Regions from separate parts of the Homo sapiens genome. Here region 1 is linked to region 2. A link is an interaction called in ENCODE POLR2A ChIA-PET data of the cell type or tissue named here. Cell type or tissue: A673. All regions are shown on one strand. Links, peaks and the distances in the headings refer to the core of each region. The heading gives the core; the rest is flanking DNA. Region 1 overlaps PRKD1 (protein kinase D1). Region 2 has its middle 130 kb from the start of PRKD1.

Region 1 (2,927 bases), core at 165-2,664, 130 kb before region 2:
ATCTAAAGGCCCAAATGAATTCATGTATTTATCAAATGAGCCAATCATCCAACTCTTCCCAGCCCATGGACTACAAGGCTTAATGGTTTTAACTTCACAGTCTCACAGGATATTCTTGTGAAAACTGTCAAATAGTACATACCTGTTTTAAAAAGGTTTATAAGTCTGTGAATTGATAGAAAAATATAAAGCAGAGTTTCTCTTGGGAGGCCAAGGCGGGCGGATTACGAGGTCAGGAGATCGAGACCATCCTGGATAACACGGTGAAACCCCATCTCTACTAAAAATACAAAAAAATAGCAGTGCATGGTGGCAGGCGCCTGTAGTCCCAGCTACTTGGAAGGCTGAGGCAGGAGAATGCTGTGAACCCAGGAGGCAGAGTTTGCAGTGAGCCGAGATTGCACCACTGCACTCCAGCCTGGGCAACAGAGCGAGACTCCATCTCAAAAAAAAAAAAAAAGAAAAAGTAAAGAAAAAAAGAAAAATGTAAAGCAGAGTTTCTCTTTGGGATTGTGAGATATGTGATGAGGCCTCATTTTTTGCAGTCTATAACACAAAATATAAAACAATACTTCACATCTGGAGGCTATACAAGGATAAGGAAGCTCTTAAAAATATATTTAAAAAATAGTTAAACATAATCTACTACATATAAATTCCACATCTGTAATACATAATATACAGTTCCAAAATATAATCCTGTTACATTATTAAACTTGAAAAGAAATTTAAATTTTAAAAGTACAGGCAGGGCACAGTGGCTCATGCCTGCAATCCCAGCACTTTGGAAGGCTGAGGTGGGAGGATTGCTTGAGGCCAGGAAATCAATAACAGCCTGGGCAACACAGTGAGACATTGTCTGTATAAAAAAATTATAAAAATTAGTCAGATGTGGTGGCACACACTTGTAGTCCCAAACACTTGGGACGCTGTGGCAGGAGGATCACATTAGCCAAGACTTTGAGGCTGCAGTGAGCTATGATTATGTACTGTACTTGTAGTCTGGGCCTTATCTCAAAAAATAAAATAATAAAAATAAAATTAGAGTACTAAAATTATATTACTTAAGAATCACTTAATAGGCCAGGCCCAGTGGCTCACACCCAGTGGGATTCCTTAAATCCCAGCACTTTGGGAGGCCGAGGTAGGAGGACCTCTTGATCCCAGGAGTTCCAGACCAGCCTGGGCAATATGGCAAAATACCATCTCTACAAAAAATTTAAAAATTAGCCAGGCATGGTCACCCATACCTGTAGACCCAGCTACTCAAGGGGCTGAGGTGAGAGGATCACTTAAGCCTGGAGGCCAAGACTGCAGTGAGCTGTAATTGTGCTACTGCACTCCAGCCTGGGCAAGAGAGTGAGATTCTGTCAAAAAAAAAAAAAAAAAAACACACAGTAAAATGACAAATTCTATACTTCATCATTAAATCAGAAATCAGTAGACATATAATATAGCCAATTATAAAATTGGAATAAAAATATATACACCTAAGCCCCAAAGACCATCATTAGTTTAAAAGGAGTTTGTTGGTCCAGGTGAGTTGGATTGATCAAGCACCTAATTACTTTCGGCTTTCTCAATCTATGTGGAATGTGTGGAGTATCTAAAATTAGTAATAAAGAGAAAAATGACATCACAACTATTAAGAAAACAATGTATAATACAATTAAAGTGAAACAATTACAAGCAAAGTAATGCTACTTTCAAACCAAGGCACTAACCTTACTTCTTTAGTGAGCTATCTACTTAAAATCTCACTGTTAAATTTCTTTAGCCAAAAGATGATTCTGAAAAGTGAAACTATATGCCAGGAGTCTTATAAATGCTATTACTCCATTTAAGTACATTTAAGAGTAAAATATCAGTTGCCTTTCTAATAAGGTAATAACCAAAATGAACAATCATATTAATGGCATCAAGCATCCCTAAAGAGTAACACAGCTCATTTGAGGAAAAAAAAAAAAAAAAAAAAAGTATGTGTGTGTGTTTGTGTGTGTGGTAGATAAGTAGATGATGTACTATGAAACCAAACTAGCTCTTCCTCTGGAATTTTTTTCCTTGCTTTAAAACAATTCCTCCTCAGTCTACATATTCAAGGTTTCTTTGACAGTAGAAAGTAACAGTGTTTCAAAGTGAAGTCAATGATTGTTATTATTTTTTACCCTCCTGAAAACAATAACCATGTACACTAACAGAATACATATCTTTATATACAACCAGGCTTCAACGTCACACACTTGCAAACTAAATAAACAAACATAATGTAAATAAAACCCTGGATCAATACTTTCTAAAAAGAAAGAATAACATATTATATAGCCATACATTGTTACATACAAAAAAGCAAGACTAGATTTTTCACCTAAACTAGAAGATGAAAGAAATAATTCTTTACTTATATAAGTCAGTATATACTTAGGGTACGTTATCTTAAAATAAGTATTTTTTGTTGAATTACCATCACAATGTTTCAAGTACAATCGTGTCTGCTACATAATTAGAGAACAACTATACTCTAAATTCTAAATAATAACAATAATAATTTACAGGTGAGTTTCTCAGGGAAACTTATGCAGCCTTGTACACCTCAGTTGCTCATCCCAAAGGAAATGTCCTGTGATGTTACTGAAACTGTCAGCTAATATTTCCAATGCTCGTATGATCTATGTTAGTACTTAGGGAGCTCCTGAACAAAGTGAATGAAAAACTTCTTAACACATTTAAAACAACAGATGTGGAAGACTCAGAAAGATCAGGAGAACCTTCTGCTGTAAGTTCCACACGACTTCAGCCCACATAGTAAATTGTAAATGATTTCAAACCCTCTGCTCTCTCCTGAAACATCCAATCCCCAAACTCCTGTCATCCTTCCTCATAGCTGACGTCCTCATAAGGTACTTCCAAAAAAAAACTGAAATAAAAGA
Region 2 (2,927 bases), core at 238-2,737:
GAAACATAGCCGCAGAGGTTGGTGTCCCTTGATGCAGAGCAAGGGGAAGGCAGGGAAAGGATGAGAGGGCAAACAGGTCCAGAATGTTCTTATCATGGAATTGCCTACTAAAGTAGAAAAGATGTGAGGGAGTCAGGGAGGGGCTGGTGTTGAAGAAAGGCAACGTGGAATGAATCTGGCCATCTATGTTTTGGTAGAGGACATGAAATGGACCCTGTTAGTTTTGTTTACTCTTTTGTAAGAGAAGAATCAACATATATTGGACTGAGATGAGCTATTCTGCTTCTTGATTTTGTATTACATACTAGATTTATCAATGCTACTATCATCTTACATTTTTAGTTAGACACCTGGGGGCAGGGACCATAATCTGCATCTGTTTTACCACAAACTTTTAGTATCCCACTATGATGTCATGATATTCTAGTGGTGTGTATAAACATAACATACAAACACACATTTTTAAATAACAGAGACATGATAGAACATAAAATATGATGGCTACAGGAATCAGTGATGCAAATTCTGAAACATAAGTAGCAACCTAATGTTCTGTGAGAGCGTAAAATTCCAACCTATTCATCAAGACAATTTTAATAAAATAACGACTTCTATGGCTTGATGGGAGACCTATTACAATGAGGTCAGATTTTGCTTCCCAGACTATTTTGGTCAAGAGGCCACATGTTAGCCACTGATGGATTTGCTGAAGCCAACAAAAAGAAGTTGAACAGGAGACAGGAGAGTGTCTGACTAAAGTAGATCATGAGTGAGGGTAGCAAAGGGATCTTTAGGGCCTCTGGGAAACACCAGCTAGTTCCTGTTCACTGAAGTTCAAGAATGAACTGTGCAAAACCATTAAGGGTATATTATTACCCTTCATCTGATCTTGACAAGAGAATTTTTGGTGATAAAAAAAGAAAAAAGACAGACTGATTAAGCTGCATCTGGGTTAACTTTCCTAAATAGCAAGTTGGCAGACAGCCTGGAAACAATGTAAATTCTGCTTCATTAAAATTAAAATCACAGTTGATTTTTTTCTACCTAGCTGGCTATTGGGAAATAAAATGTCAAGGGTTGCATGGTTTATGTAAAAGAGCACATAGTAAACCTGCACAAAAATTCCTATAGATGGGACTGGAGGCAACCATGTAAACTCTGTAGAAGAATGGGTGGCTGAGAGGAACAGCGACAAGTACTGGCCCCCTCCAGAGGTCCCGTATACTCATGAAATGATGTTCTAAAAAGGTCAAGAAAAGAGGTTTGCTAATAAGCTTTTTTTTTGAAAGGAAAATAACAGCTGACTTGTATATTAAATAATTAAATAAACATAATACAGTTTTCATTGACCAAAAATTGGCACATAAGAGTTTTTTTGTATAAACATTTTTTTCTCCCACGATGAAACTTGAAACTCAAGGGAGCACTTTGCAAGAAAAATGACAATGTAATATTTTCTCTATCAACTTTGAATAAAAGCCAAATAAATTAAGTCACAACGTGTGTCTACGGCATCAAATGTATATTGATTAACTCTTTCTAGAAAAAGCCTAAAGGCAAAGAAAAAAGTCAAAATTGACTGAGTTTTAGGTCAATGTATCCAGTAATATTCTGGGATGAAGTCAAGATAGGAAAATTGTGAAGATGAGTTCATGAGAGAAAGGTAAAATGTGTTTATTTAGTATATGCAAATAAAAATGTCTAATACGTAGTTAAAATATAGGATTGGCTCGTTCTTTTTCATGGTATTTCAGAGGGAAGTACCTCTTCAGAGTGAACATGAATGTTTCCCTCTCAGTCACTAGCTGCTAGAAACGCACTGAAATGGACAGTGAACACAAACATCATACCTTTTATGAGAAGCGTATGGCCATAGAAGTTGCTGTTAATGCTGACTGCAGAGTGAAAAGCTTATGTCATCTGAATCAGTGATGGGAACTGCAAACAAAGTTTCCCCATGAAGCAGAATGTCTTGACCCATGGCTGTGTTTGCTGCTACTAAGTAAGGAGTGTTCCTATCACATGGCAAGGTGAACTGGAGAAAGTACAAATATATTTGAGGTTGCATTGTGGATGTCAATTTGAGTGCTCTTAATTTGGTTATTGTGAAAAAAAAAAAAAAAGTCGGGAGAGAGAAGGATATTCTTGGACTGACTGATAATACTATGCCTCATCACCTAGGGCCCAAAAGAGCTAGCAGAATCTGATAAGTTTTCAAATATCTGTAAAAAGATGATACCTACCATAGGTTGTGAGAAAGTCCCTAAACAAAGAAGGTAAGGAACTCAGGACCAGACTGCCCAGGATTCAGCATCCTGTTATTCCATGTGTCCTGCATCACAAAACATCCACATATTGCTCTGAAGACACAGCTTGCTAAGAAAAATAAGTAAGAGGCTGCAGAATATGCTAAACTTTTGACCAAGAGAATGGGAAACCAAAGAGAAATGCCAGGAACAGGTCCCTGAGAAGCAGAGGCTGTTCTCTCTGAGAGCTTCTACCCTGACCTTGAATCCAGTAAAAAATAAGATTTTCTAAGAGTAGCAAATAAATAAGATCAGATAATTTTTGAAATGAAAAACACAGGAAGTTTAGGTAAAAGTCAGTAGTAAAAATGTAGGTTTTTTTTCAAACACAAATATCATAACTAAGGTTAAAGGATAAAGAATGGGAAAAGAGGTTAATGGCACATATAAGAGAGGATTATCTTTCAGTAAGCTTTTACAAGTTAATAAGAAAAAGACAAAGACTATGATACAGGAACTTCACAGTGGTATAAATAAAAATGACCAATAACACCATGAAAAGATGTTCAGTCCCCTAGCAGCCAAGGGTATGCATATTGAAAGCATTTTATACCTTTCAAGTTAGCAAAACAAAAATGTAATTTGATACTGTATAGACAAGTTCAAGTGGCCATATGTCAC

What was found. Peaks named below come from ENCODE experiments on the same cell type or tissue, not always from the same donor. Only the 100,000 strongest peaks of a DNase experiment are listed, where the experiment ranks them.
Region 1: POLR2A ChIA-PET joins it to region 2 with 5 read pairs; 2 of 35 experiments call an interaction of 5 or more read pairs at or near these places.

The regions. Positions count from the first base shown.
Region 1 is chr14:29,921,856-29,924,782 of GRCh38, forward strand. All of the region lies in intron 1 of PRKD1 (protein kinase D1), which reads right to left. Among named protein-coding and RNA genes, the nearest start is that of PRKD1, 4.5 kb to the right of the region's middle. In A673, for the core only: no CTCF peak of the experiment used is centred there; no DNase peak of the experiment used is centred there; H3K4me3 peaks cover 1,261 bases; H3K27ac peaks cover 352 bases.
Region 2 is chr14:30,053,427-30,056,353 of GRCh38, forward strand. It overlaps the pseudogene RPS6P24. Among named protein-coding and RNA genes, the nearest start is that of PRKD1, 130 kb to the left of the region's middle. In A673, for the core only: no CTCF peak of the experiment used is centred there; no DNase peak of the experiment used is centred there.